Regions from separate parts of the Homo sapiens genome. Here all the other regions are linked to region 2. Evidence: read pairs that join two places in POLR2A ChIA-PET (ENCODE). Cell type or tissue: Panc1. All regions are shown on one strand. Links, peaks and the distances in the headings refer to the core of each region. The heading gives the core; the rest is flanking DNA. Region 1 overlaps SF3B2 (splicing factor 3b subunit 2). Region 2 overlaps FOSL1 (FOS like 1, AP-1 transcription factor subunit). Region 3 has its middle 7.6 kb from the start of SCYL1.

Region 1 (4,558 bases), core at 390-4,389, 160 kb after region 2:
CTGCCCCAGGCACAGTTCCCATGTTCTTTTGTGTGACATCGAGGGCTCCCTGATTTGATTTCACACCCCTTGCGTTTAGTAGTCATTGGGGTTTGCATTGCCCAGATACAGTGGTTCCTGTTTATGTAAGTCCTCTCAATTTCCATGTTCCTTCTGATCCAGGATTTGCCTCATTTTCTCTAAAGCAGTGGCTCTGACCTGGCATCTACTGATCTCTGTGTGTAGGATGAGGAGTCCCTAGATGGCCTCAGAGGCGTCTTTGAGTCTCCTAGAATTGTATGCAGAATCTATATTCAGGATATCTTTTTGGAGAGAGTGGATAGCTTCCTTTGGTTGGTGCCAGAAGTTAACATTCTCATATCTTTATAGAGCTGTGGAGCATTCTCTCTTATGGAGTGGTAACTATGTATCATTTGACTTAGAATTCCAGCTCCTGACTCAAAGTAGATCCCCCAGATATTTGCAGAATGAGTAGATAAATGCTTCCTAGTTTTATGATCATATTTTCTCCACAGCTCCCTGGAATTCCCATGCCACCACCACCTTTGGGACTCCCCCCTCTGCAGCCTCCTCCGCCACCCCCACCACCTCCACCAGGCCTTGGCCTTGGCTTTCCTATGGCCCACCCACCAAATTTGGGGCCCCCGCCTCCTCTCCGTGTGGGTGAGCCAGTGGCACTGTCAGAGGAGGAGCGGCTGAAGTTGGCTCAGCAGCAGGCGGCATTGCTGATGCAGCAGGAGGAGCGTGCCAAGCAGGTAGGGCAGGTGGCAGCCCTGGCCTTGGACTCATTAGGTCCCTGAAGGGGCAGTGGAGCCTTAGAGAAAGCTGGGTCCTAGAACTAAGGCTTCTGGGAAGGTCGGGACTAAAGATTGGAACATGGGCCCTTGACTGGAAGAGGATCTCAAGAAGCAAGAGTTGTGGCAGATTGGCGTGTTGGGTATTGGTGCTGGTATGAACTTGTTTTCTTTTTTAAGCAGGGAGATCATTCGCTGAAGGAACATGAGCTCTTGGAGCAGCAGAAGCGGGTAATACCCCTCCCCCTAACCTTTGACCTCGTGGTCCAGTCAGTTGGCTGTCATTTATAGTGCTTAGAGTGCACCATTCAAGTTTTCCCTGGAGGCTACTTTGTTCTCAACTAAGTTCTAGTATCTTCCAAAGCTTTCAATTTTTCTTGAAGTTCAGGAATTGACAAACTATGACCTGTGGCCTGCATGTGTATGGCCTATGAGCTAAAAATAACTTTAAAATTTTTTAAGGGTTATAAGAAAACCCAAACCAAAAATATGTACCAGAGTCTGTACAGCAACCCATAAAGCCTAAAATATTTACCTTCTGACCTATTATAAAAAGAGCCTGCTGACCTCTGCTCGCCTTACATGACATCATTCTAGATAGGACTCTGGGTAATTGAGTTATTTGTATTGGATTTAGACAGAATAGGACTGTAAGTCTGGGAATGTTATATAAGATGTTTGGCCCCAGAGGTGCATTGCATCAGTCATTACCCAGTGGGTTACTCAGGAGTATTAAAAAGTAAGTGTTAAAAAGCAACAAGTATGAGCTGGGTGCCGTGGCTCACACCTGTAATCCTAGCACTTTGGGAGGCTGAGGTGGGTGGATCGCTTGAGCTCAGGAGTTCGAGACCAGCCTGGCCAACATAATGAAACCCTGTCTCTCAGAAATACAAAAATTAGCCAGGTGTGGCGGCGCATGCCTGTAGTCCCAGCTACTTGGGAGGCTGAGGTGGGAGGATGGCTTGAGCTGGGGAGGCCGAGGTTGCAGTGAGCTGAGATCATGCCACTGTACTCCAGCCTAGGCAACAGAGCCAGACTCTGTCTCAAAAAAAAAAAAAAAAAAAAAAGCCACAAGTCTGGACCTGTGGGTAAAGTACTGTCTTTGCCCAGATTGTGCTGGATCTTGAGGGGTGGATATAAGAAAAGAGCTCAAAAGTTTCTTCTGTATAATTTAATCTTTTGGGGAAGAAAACTCTCTGAAAAGTAGAAGGCACTGTTTGGCTCAATATGAAATTCTCTGCTAGGAACCAGAAGTTTCCTGGGGTTTTCCTTGGTGTTATTTCTAGGGATTTTCCGTTGTGATGAGAGGGCTCCTCCGTTTGGATTAGTAGCCTGGAAGTGTGGGGGTGGAGGGGATGTCAGCACCCAAGTGGTTCGTGATTGTTCTCCTTGGGCCCATTACCCGGCTGAAAGAATGCATTTGCCAGGGGCTGCCTGCCAAATGCGTTTTCAGGCAGTATCTACTCCCACTTCCCTCCCGTAGGCAGCTGTGTTACTGGAGCAGGAACGACAGCAGGAGATTGCCAAGATGGGCACCCCAGTCCCTCGGCCCCCACAAGACATGGGCCAGATTGGTGTGCGCACTCCTCTGGGTCCTCGAGGTGAGACCCTGGAACCGAGGGGAAGGGCAAGGAAGGTGATTTAGACATTTTTAAAAAGACTTTTAAGGTATCTATCACATTTAAAAAGGGCATATATAGTAAATATATAGTTTAATGGTTTTTTACACACTGAACACACCTGTACAACCAGCACCTGGACCATGATCCAAAACATTACCAGCATTCCAAAAGCCACGCCACGTGCCCTCCTCCCCTGCAGGTTTACCATCACCCTTTCAGCAAGAGAGGTAATTTTTTACGTGAGTGTTTTGCCTCTTCTGACATTGGATTTCTTTTTCCCGTCTCTTAGTAGCTGCTCCAGTGGGCCCAGTGGGCCCCACTCCTACAGTTTTGCCCATGGGAGCCCCTGTTCCCCGGCCTCGTGGTCCCCCACCGCCCCCTGGAGATGAGAACAGAGAGGTGAGACTGATGATTTATTCCTAGGGATAAGAGAGTGGTAGTTTAGGATGGGACTATTTTTGGATTTTTAGAGAAAGGTTCTGTGAGAAGATGGGGGGACTTAAATTCCTGGGGGTAGTGGGGAGCCCTTCTTATTTAAACTAAGGGTATGGCAGAGGGACTGGGGAGACATTACTGAGGCAGAGTCTTGGGGTCCCTCTGAGGAACACTAAACCCCACTGAGCCCAGTTGGTGTTGCCCACTCTCTGCTGCTTACATCACCTGGGCAGCAGCCTTTCTAGTCCAAGAGGTGGAAGTTGGTGGAAAAAGGGCACTGTGGGCTGGGTGCGGTGGCTCACACCTGTAATCCCAGCACTTTGGGAGGCCGAGGCGGGCGGATCACCTGAGGTCAGGAGTTCTAGACCAGCCTCAACATGGAGAAACCCCATCTCTACTAAAAATACAAAATTGGCCAGGTGTGGTGGTGCATGCCTGTAATCCCAGCTACTCGGGAGGCTGAGGCAGGAGAATTGCTTGAACCTGGGAGGCGGAGGTTGTGGTGGGCCGAGATCGCGCCATTGCACTCCAGCCTGGGCAACAAGAGCAAAACTCCGTCTCAAAAAAAAAAAAAAGAAAGAAAGAAAAAAAAAAGAAAAAGGGCACTGTGATTTGCCTTCTCTGACTGGGTGTCTCTGGCAGATGGATGACCCCTCTGTGGGCCCCAAGATCCCCCAGGCTTTGGAGAAGATCCTGCAGCTGAAGGAGAGCCGCCAGGAAGAGATGAATTCTCAGCAGGGTGAGTGCCAGGCGTTCTGATGCTGTAGCCACAGAACCTGGAGAGGCTGAGCTGAGTCCTCATCCCTCTGTCCCTTTCCCTGGCTCTTGGTAAAGGCAGGTTACTGTGAACGAGTGCAGGGCAGTGGCACCGTGAAGACTCATCACCACCTTCTTCCTTACAGAGGAAGAGGAAATGGAAACAGATGCTCGCTCGTCCCTGGGCCAGTCAGCGTCAGAGACTGAGGAGGACACAGTGTCCGTATCTAAAAAGGAGGTAGGGATTGGAGCTGAGTGTGGAAGGAAAGCCAGGAGATGGGACTTGGGTACGGAAATAACACAATTTGTAAGTGTTCAGTAAGTAATAGCTTCTATTTTGTGCCAATTTCCGCCCTCAGCATCTTATAGATATTTTTCATTTAATTGCTTTGAGTTCCAAGTACTATACGTGCCTACATTTTACAGCTGAAAAAGCAGAGGTTCTGAGACGCACAGTAATTTACCCAAAGGCATACAGCTTGTGAGTGGCAGAACTTTGGAGTCTGACTCCAAGGCCCCTTCGCAGCTACTTCATGAGATGGCCTCCTTGGGAAAAGCCTGACTGTTGAACTGTGGGGGAGAATGGGGGAGGAGTTTAGGGGTTGGGGTGCTGGCACAGTGCTTGGATTCCCTGACCCAGCTGGTTTTCCTCCTCTTGACAGAAAAACCGGAAGCGTAGGAACCGAAAGAAGAAGAAAAAGCCCCAGCGGGTGCGAGGGGTGTCCTCTGAGAGCTCTGGGGACCGGGAGAAAGACTCAACCCGGTCCCGTGGCTCTGATTCCCCAGCAGCTGATGTTGAGATTGAGTATGTGACTGAAGAACCTGAAATTTACGAGCCCAACTTTATCTTCTTTAAGAGGATCTTTGAGGCTTTTAAGGTACAAGGAGAGCACACTAGGAAGGGGCAGTGCCAAACAGGGAAGGGGCTCAGAGGTGGGTGAGAGGCAGCGG
Region 2 (4,558 bases), core at 251-4,250:
AGTGTGGGGGTGTGCAGTGCCTCAGGTTCAAGCACAGGCCCTGGGGAAAGGGAGATACAAGGTACAGGGCGGCAGGGGGCTGGTGGGCTGCTGGTGCCACTGGTACTGCCTGTGTCCCCCTCCTTGGCTCCTTCCGGGATTTTGCAGATGGGTCGGTGGGCTTCCAGCACCAGCTCTAGGCGCTCCTTCTGCTTCTGCAGCTCCTCAATCTCTCGCTGCAGCCCAGATTTCTCATCTTCCAGTTTGTCAGTCTCCTGTAGAAGATCAGGAGAGGAGTCAGAAAGGTGAGGGCTGAATACCCCAGAGCCGCAGACGTTTGGACTCAGGGTTCTGAGGAGCTGGGGTTGGGCGGGGGGAGAGGGGGGGCAGTGGAGAGTCCCCAGCAAGTCTGGACTACAACTCCCATAAGCCCCTGGGAGAAAATGGGCACAACTCCCATCAGGCCCAGACGTTTTAGGAGATTGCTGGCACCAGGCAGTGACTCCGGCCTGTAATCCCAGCACTTTGGGAGGCTGAGGCGGGCGGATCACTTGAGACCAGGAGTTTGAGACCAGCCTGGCTAACTTGGCGAAACCCCGTCTCTACTAAAAATACAAAAATTAGTCGGGTAGGGAGGCAGGCGCCTGTAGCCCCAGGTACTCAGCAGGCTGAGGCATAAGAATTGCTGGAGCCTGGGAGACAGATGTCACAGTGAGCCATGAGCCGAGATCTCATCACTGCACTCCAGCCTGGGTGACAGAGCGAGACTCTGTCTCAAAAAAAAAAGGAGATTGCTGGCTGAGCTTCAGCTCTGCTGTGAGTGAGACATGCTGCAGCCAGTTTCTAATCAATTTTTCCTCATCATTTTCCCAGAAGGACTGCCCCTCAGACAAGGAGCTAGGATGGTGAGGAGGGGGCTACATATACTGGGGCTCTGGGGGCTCTGGGAGACAGGGTCCCTCTGAGCTCGGTGGACCAGGGCTGGTGCTCACCGCCTGCAGGAAGTCGGTCAGTTCCTTCCTCCGGTTCCTGCACTTGGCCGCAGCCAGCTTGTTCCGCTCGCGCCTTACTCGGCGGCGCTCCTCTTCCTCCGGGCTGATCTGGGGGTGAGACCCGCAGTGAGGAGGACCCTGGGCTACTGGCTGCCTGGAACTCGCCCCTCATGGTGGCCCAGTGGTAGGACCCTGGCAGAGGTCATGGCAGGGCCCCCTCAGCCGGTGATTTAGGGATCACTGCACCCAACCAGTTCCCTGCACTGAGGCGCTGTCTGCTTTGATTGGTAAAATTTCCTCCTCGCACCTAGCTTTAGTGCACATTCCTCTCCCATAATGCCCTCCCCCTCCGCAAACCCTAACCCTCCTCATCTCCCAGGACTCAACTAAGATGCTCCTGCCTCCAGGAAGCCGTCTTATTCCCCAGCCAGAAGTGACCTTTCCTTCTCAGCACCCTCTTTGCAGGACCCTCATCCTTCTGGATCTGTGGACAACCAAGTCTCCTCTTCCATGAGCTGTAAGCACTAGGAGGGGCTAATGAGTGCTGCTGATTAAGTTGCAATTTATTGGAAAACTACTATGTGCCAGCCAAGTACTTTACGTAGATTCTTGTTTTTCACTGAGAACATGCAAAGATTTTATTTTATTTTATTTTATTTTTTTTAGACAGAGTCTCACTCTTTCCCAGGCTGGAGTGCATTGGCCCAATCTTGGCTCACTGCAACCTCCACCTACTGGGTTCAAGTGATTCTCGTGCCTCAGCCTCCCAAGTAGCTGGGATTACAGGCATGTACCACCACACCTGGCTAATTTTTGTATTTTTAGTAGAGACGAGGTTTCACCATGTTGGCCAGGCTGGTCTTGAACTCTTAACCTCAGGTGATCCACCCTCCTCAGCCTCCCAAAGTGCTGGGATTACAGGCATGAGCCACTGTGCTCGGCCTTTTTTTTTCTTTTTTTTTTTTGTGTAGTGACGGGGTCTCACTGTGTTGCCCAGGCTGGTCTGGAACTCATGGGCTCAAGGGATCCTCCTGCACTGGCCTCCTAGAATGTTTGGATTACCAGGGGGAGTCACCACAGCTGGCCTCTTTTTTAAAAAAACATAGATTCTTTTTTTTTTTTTTTTTTGAGACGGAGTCTCACTCTGTTGCCCAGGCTGGAGTGCAGTGGTGCCATCTCGGCTCACTGCAAGCTCCGCCTCCGGGGTTCACGCCATTCTCCTGCCTCAGCCTCCCGAGTAGCTGCGACTACAGGTGCCTTCCACCACGCCCAGCTAATTTTTTGTATTTTTTAGTAGAGACACGGTTTCATCATGTTAGCCAGGATGGTCTCGATCTCCTGACCTCATGATCCACCTTCCTTGGCCTCCCAAAGTGCTGGGATTACAGGCGTGAGCCACCATGCCTGGCCTTAAACTAGATTCTTAACGCAACTTTCCATGAAAAACTGAAGCCCAGAGAGGATAACTTACTTATGGTTCCAGAGCAGGACTTAGAACCCATAGAACTCACTCACTCTATTCCACATTGAGTGACAGGCCAGATGAGAGAGACCATTTCACCAAAAGGATCCAACTCACAGCTCACAGCCCTACCTGGAGAACCCAGGATCAAAGGGTCACCCTCAGGACCAGGCTGAAGGAAGGACGCACAGGAGGGTTTACCCCTGGCCCGCTTCTGCGGCTCATACCACAGTCCCTCCTCACCACAAAGGCCAGACATTCTGTTCTGGGAAACCTGTCTCTGGCTGATCTCTCACCTTTCCCAGGGCCCTAACCTCTCTCCCCATCCTCTACCTGCCGACCAAGCTTTTTAACCTCATCCCCTGTAGTCTCCCACACCAAAATGCCCCAGGGAGAGGAAAGATGAGCCACTCCTTTAAAGACTCGCCATCTCTTACTCACTTATTTTGGTAAGGGCTTTGGGGAGCCAAGAATTGTCAGTTCCCTCTACTTTGAGCCTTCTGTTAGCTTCCAGTGAGACAGCGTGGCTTGGTGATTAGTTTTGGGGGTTTTATTTTATTTTGTTTTTTCGGTAGAGACAGGGTCTCTCTATGTTGCCCAACCTAGTCTTGAACTCCTGGCCTCAAGTGATCCTCCTGCCTAGGTCTCTCAAAGTGCTGGGATTACAGGCATGAGCTACTGCACCTGGCCCTGGTTTGGTGGTTAGGATCTGACTTTAGAGTTGTATAGACCTGGGGCCAAGGCCAGTCCTGTGTCATTACTCACTACTTGTGTGATCTTGGGCAAGTGACTACCCTTCTGTGCCTTCATTTCTTTGGTGGAAGATGGGGAAAACCAGAGTACATTCCCCAGAGAGATTTTGTGAGGATTAAATGAGACAGGGAAACTGAGACTGAGGGAGTAGCTGAAGGGAACCCTCTTGTTCCTGTTCTCTCCCAGACAACATAAGCGCCCCCTCTATGCATGTCAGCAGGTGGAGACCCCCTCACCATTCCGTGTGCGCACCTTACATGTTCTTGCCTCCGCCTCCATCCTTGCTCCTGCCACCCCCGCTACCTGGAATGTCCTTTCCTTCCTCTCTGCCTCTGCCAGTCCTACCCATCCTTCTAGGCTAATATGCCACCTTTTCCAGGAAGCTTTCCCTGATCTGGAAGTGACTGTTGTACCCTCTGGGCCTCCCGTGGGGCTCCTATCACTTTCAGCCTTGGGCAGTAGTCACCTGTAGCCTACCTTACCCCCTCCTAAGCCTGTGCTCTCCTTTCTGGCAGGAGCTTCTCTGCACCCTAGCACTCCTGGGCGGGGTCGGAACCACTGCAATGCCTCTGTGCCTTACCTGTTCACAAGGCCTTCGACGTACCCCTGGAGGCGGCCCCAGGGCCCGGATGACTCCTGGCCGGGGTTGTGGGGGGCTGTACTGAGGGTAGGTCAGAGGCCTGGGGTAACTGCTGGGCCCCAGGAAATGAGGCTGTACCATCCACTGCAGCTCCTGACTGCCACTCATGGTGTTGATGCTTGGCACCAGGTGGAACTTCTAAGGAATAAGAAATGGAAGGCCACAGATGAGGTCCGTGTGGATTGAGGGGCTTCCACTGGGCAGAGGCTACACTGCTGTCTACCTTCAATGTACAGGCTAGCTCTGGGAACAGAAAGAGCACAGCTTGGCAGTCAGAGACTGACCTGGTGGCAAATCCCTGCTCATAAGCTGTGTGGCTTTGGGGCAGGTCACATAACCTCTCTGTGCCCCCATTTCCCCATTAGAACTAACATTTATAAAGCACAAACTGCCAGGAACTGTTCTAACCACTTTACAAATACTGACTCATATCATTGGCACAGTAATATCTTCATTTTCTTTTCTTTCTTTTTTTTCTTTTTTTTTTTTCAGATGGAGTCTCACTCTGTTGCCCAGGCTGGAGTGTAGTGGCACGATCTCAGCTCACTGCAACCTGCGCCTCCCAGGTTCGAGTGATCCTCCTGCCCCAGCCTCCTGAGTAGCTGGGATTATAGGCGTGCACCACCATGCCCGGCTAATTTTTGTATTTGTGGTAGAGACAGGGTTTCACCATGTTTGCCAGGCTGGTCTCCAGCTCCCAACCTCAGGTGATCCACCCGCCTCGGCCTCCCA
Region 3 (4,558 bases), core at 192-4,191, 380 kb before region 2:
CGCTTGAACCCGGGAGACAGAGGTTGCAGTGAGCCATGATTGCACCCCTGCACTCAAGCCTGGGTGACAGAGTGAGACTCCGTCTCAAAAAAAAGTAATTGCAGTTTTTGCCATTAATACATACTGCATGATTCAATTTATATACAAATCTTTGTATTTTTAGTAGAGACGGGGTTTCACCCTGTTGGTCAGGCTGGTCACGAACTCCTGACCTCAAGTTATCCACCTCCCCTGGCCTCCCAAAGTGCTGGGATTACAGGTGTGAGCCACTGCACATGGCCAAGAGCATTTTTTTTTTTTTATAGAGACAAGGTCTTGCTATGTTGCCCAGGCTGGCCTCAAACTCCTGGGCTCAAGCAATCCTCCTTCCTCAGCTTCCCAAAGTGCTGGGATTACAGGCATGAGCCACCGTGCCTGGTCTCTGAGAGCATTTCTTGTGAAGTGCACTGGAAAAGCACAGAAGCAATGCTTTTTAACAAATTAATTAAATTAATTTATTTTTATTTCTTTATTTTGAGACAAGGTCTCACCCTGTTGCTCAGGCTGGAGTGCAGTGGTTGAATCATGGCTTACTGCAGCCTCAACCTCCTGGGCTCAAGCAATCCTTCTTCCTCGGCCTCCAAAGTAGCTGGGACTACAGGTGCACACCTCCATGCCTGGCTAATTTTTTGATATTTTGTTGAGATGAGGGTCCTACTCTATGGCCGAGGCTGGTCTTGAACTCCTGAGCTCAAGCGATCCTCCCACCTCAGCCTTCCAAAGTGCCAGGATTACAGGTGTGAGCCATCTTGCCAGGCTAGAAGCAATGCTTTCTGCCTGAATAATTCAGGGAAGGCTAGACAGAGCAGGGGACATTTGGAGTGAGATTCAAAGAATACGAATTTGCTGGATAGAAAAGACCAGGGCAGCCTTCCTCCAGAGAGAACAGCTTGAAAGTGAGAAATGTGGGGCACTGCAACCCAGAGTGGCTGGAAGGGAGGCTGAGAGAGGAGTTGGAGAAGGGGAGAGAGGAGAGGAGAGAGGAGGGGAGGGGAGGGGAGGGGAGGAGGAGCGACAGAGAGAGAGAGAGAGGCAGAGAGAGGAGAGAGAGAAAGGAGACAGAGAAACAGAGAGAGGAAAGACAGAGAGGAGAGAGAGTAGAGAGAGACAGAGAGGAGAGAGACATAGGAGAGAGATAAAAGAGAGAGAGAGGAGAAAGAGAGACAGAGAGGAGAGAGACCAAGGAGAGAGACAGGAGAGAGACAGAGAGAGAGCAGAGAGAAAGGAGAGAGAGAGATGGAGAGAGAGAGGAGTGAGAGTAGAGAGACAGAGGAGAGAGACAGAGAGAGAGGAGAGAGAGACAGAAAGGAGAGAGAGAGAGGAGACAGAAAGGAGAGAGAGAGACAGAGAGAGGAGAGAGACAGAAAGGAAAGAGAGAGAGACAGAGAGAGAGAGAGAGGAGAGAGAGAGAGAGAGAAGCTGGGGTAGGTTGGAGGGTAGTTAGGCCCTAGGACAGCAGATGAGTTAGGGGCTTGCCCCTGGGGAACAGATGGTGAGACTGATGATTCTGGCTGCAAGGTGGGGGATGATCACACTCAGTTCTAGCCACGTGCAGTTTGAGGAGGCTGGGCTGCGCGGGGGTCTGGGCCACGATGGGGGTGTAACTGATTTCTGAGTGGGAAATTCTGAGAGTCTTTGTTTGAAATATCTTTATTTTGCTCTCAGTTTTCATGACAGCTTAGCTGGGAATGGCATTTAGGTAGTGGTTGCCACTTGAAGATGTCTTTATGTTTAAAAAGTTATTGTTTTGTTTTGTTTTGTTTGAGGCAGAGTCTGGCTCTGTTGCCCAGGCTGGAGTGCAGTGGCGCGATCTTGGCTCACCACAACATCAGCCTCCCAGGTTCAAGCGATTCTCCTGCCTCAGCCTCCTGAGTAGCTGGGATTACAGGCACCTTGCCACCACGCACAGCTCATTTTTGTATTATTAGTAGAGACGAGGTTTCGCCGTGTTGGCCAGGCTGGTCTCAAACTCCTGACCTCATGTGATCTGCCTGCCTCAGCCTCCCAAAGTGCTGGGATTACAGGTGTGAGCCACCTCACCCGGCCAGTTTTGTTTTGTTTTGAGACAGGATCTGGAATGGCTTGCTCTGTTGCCCAGGCTGGAATGCAGTACCGTAATCATAGCTCACTGCAGCCTGAACTACTGGACTCGAGCAATACACCTGCCTCGGCCTCCCAAGGAAATGGGACTTTAGGCATGCACCACCACAACTAGCTGATTTTTAATTTTTTTTTTTTTTTTTTTTTTTTAGAGATAGGATCTCACTGTATTGCCCAGGCTGGTCCTGAACTCCTGGGCTCAAGCCATTCTCCTGCCTTGGCCCTCCAAAGTGCCAGGGTTATAGGCATAAGCCGCTGCACCTGGCCTGAACTTCTTTTCTTAGATTTATTCCTAGTAATTTATTCTTTCTTTATGTTATTAAAAATGGAGCCAGACGTGGTGGCTCACCTAAGTAAAACTTCACAGATGACATAATCTTGTATACAGAAAATCCTATGGAGTCTTTGAAAGCTATTAAAATTAATGAGTTCAGCAAGGTTGTAGGATGCAAGATCAACATACAAAAATCACTATAGCAGCGAACAATCTGAAAACATTCTTTTTTTTTTTTTTTTTTTTTTTACCTGACGACTCACTCTGTAGCCCATACTGGAGTGCAATGGCACGATCTCGACTCACTGCAACCTCGCCTCCCAGGTTCAAGTGATTGTCCTGCCTCAGCTTCCCGAGTAGCTGGGATTACAGGCACATGCCACCATGCCTGGCTAATTTTTTTTTTTTTTATTAAGTAGAGGTGGGGTTTCTCCATGTTGGTTGCTCTTGAACTCCTGACCTCATGTGTTCTGCCCACTTTGGCTTCCCAAAGTGCTGGGATTACAGGTGTGAGCCACTGTGCCTGGCCAGGTTCAGGTGACCTTCACGCCCCAGTTCAGACTACAGGAATGTGCCACCATGCCTGGCTGGTTTCTTTTTTCTTTTTACCGTGAAAGACTGGTGGATTGGCCCGGGCCCGGTGGCTCATACCTGTAATCCCAGCACTTTGGGAGGCCAAGGCCAGCAGATTACCTGAGGTCAGGAGTTCAAGACCAGCCTGGCCAACATGGCGAATCCCCGTCTATACTAAAAATACAAAAATTAGCTGGGTATGGTGGTGAATGCCTGTAATCCCAGCTACTCGGGAGGCTGAGGCAGGAGAATCGCTTGAACCCGGGAGGTGAAGGTTGCAGTGAGCTGAGATCGCGCTACTGCACTCCAGCCTGGGTGACAAGGTGAGACTCTGTCTGAAAAAAAAAGGAAAGACTGGTGGATTTTGTTAATTGCTTTTTCTGCTTCTATTGAGATGATCAGGTATTTTTTTGTTTTGCTTTTTATTCTATTAATAGTATGTATTACATTAATTAATTTTCAGATGTTAAACCAACCTTGTATTCCTAGGATAAATCCTATTTAATCATGATATAGAATTTTCCTTTTCTTTTTTTTTTTTTAAGACAGAGTTTTGCTCTTGTTGCCCAGGCTGGAGTACAATGGAGCGATCTCAGCTCACCGCAACCTCCGCCTCCCAGGTTCAAGCAATTCTCCTGCCTCAGCCTTCCCGAGTAGCTGGGATTACAGGCATGTGCCACCATGCCCGGCTAATTTTGTATTTTTAATAGAGACGGGGTTTCTCCATGTTGGTCAGGCTGGTCTTGAACTCCCAACCTCAGGTGATCTGCCTGCCTTGGCCTCCCAAAGTGCTAAGATTACAGGCATGAGCCACCGCGCCCAGCCTTTTTTTTTTTTTTTTTTTTTTTTAAACACAGGTTCCTGCTCTGTTGCCTAGACTAGAGTGCAGTGCCGCAATCATGGCTCATGTCTCACGGCTCACTGCAACCTCAACCTCTTGGGTGGGCTCAAGCAATCCTCCTGCCTTAGCCTCCTGAGTAGCTGGGACTACAAGCATGTGCCACCATGCTGGGCTAATTTTTTTCGTAGAGACTGAGTCTTGCTATGTTGTCTAGGCTGACCTCAAACTCCTGGCCTCAAGCAAGCTAACCACCTCAGCCTCCCAAGTGCTGGGACTATAGGTGTGAGCCACTGCACCGGCTAGAATTCTCCTGACTCAGCCTCCTGAGTAGCTGGGATTACAGGCAAGCCTGGCTAATTTTTTTTTTTTTTTTTTTTTTTTTTTTGTATTTTTAGTAGAGACAGGGTTTCACCGTGTTAGCCAGGATGGTCTGGATCTCCAGACCTTGTGATCCACCTGCCTTGGCCTCCCAAAGTGATGGGATTACAGGTGTTAGCCACTGCGCCTGGCCTGCTCTGTAGTTTCTTGTGATGTCTTTATCTGGTTTTGTTATCAGGGTACTATTGATACCAGCCTAATAGAATGAGTTGGGAAGTATTCCCTCTTCCTCTTCCATTTTTTGGAAGTGTTTGTGAAGAATTGGTATTAATTCTTTAAATGTTTGGTAGAAGTTAGTAGTGAAGAAGTTACTAGTCATCTGGGCCTAGACTTTTCTTTGTAAGTAGGTTTTT

Evidence for each region. Peaks named below come from ENCODE experiments on the same cell type or tissue, not always from the same donor. Only the 100,000 strongest peaks of a DNase experiment are listed, where the experiment ranks them.
Region 1: POLR2A ChIA-PET joins it to region 2 with 9 read pairs; 15 of 35 experiments call an interaction of 5 or more read pairs at or near these places.
Region 3: POLR2A ChIA-PET joins it to region 2 with 8 read pairs; 9 of 35 experiments call an interaction of 5 or more read pairs at or near these places.

What each region holds. Positions count from the first base shown.
Region 1 is chr11:66,054,561-66,059,118 of GRCh38, forward strand. It overlaps SF3B2 (splicing factor 3b subunit 2), which reads left to right. Exons shown (of 22, transcript NM_006842.3): 4 at 516-755; 5 at 975-1,025; 6 at 2,278-2,395; 7 at 2,706-2,815; 8 at 3,494-3,590; 9 at 3,754-3,845; 10 at 4,270-4,485. Among named protein-coding and RNA genes, the nearest start is that of SNORD13F, 3.7 kb to the left of the region's middle. In Panc1, for the core only: no CTCF peak of the experiment used is centred there; no DNase peak of the experiment used is centred there.
Region 2 is chr11:65,893,043-65,897,600 of GRCh38, forward strand. It overlaps FOSL1 (FOS like 1, AP-1 transcription factor subunit), which reads right to left. Exons shown (of 4, transcript NM_005438.5): 2 at 3,767-3,964; 3 at 972-1,079; 4 at 1-254. Among named protein-coding and RNA genes, the nearest start is that of CCDC85B, 4.6 kb to the left of the region's middle. RefSeq lists enhancers at 576-1,080, 1,183-1,292. In Panc1, for the core only: no CTCF peak of the experiment used is centred there; no DNase peak of the experiment used is centred there; H3K4me3 peaks cover 3,575 bases; H3K27ac peaks cover 3,805 bases.
Region 3 is chr11:65,515,247-65,519,804 of GRCh38, forward strand. No RefSeq gene overlaps it. Among named protein-coding and RNA genes, the nearest start is that of SCYL1, 7.6 kb to the right of the region's middle. In Panc1, for the core only: no CTCF peak of the experiment used is centred there; no DNase peak of the experiment used is centred there; H3K27ac peaks cover 848 bases.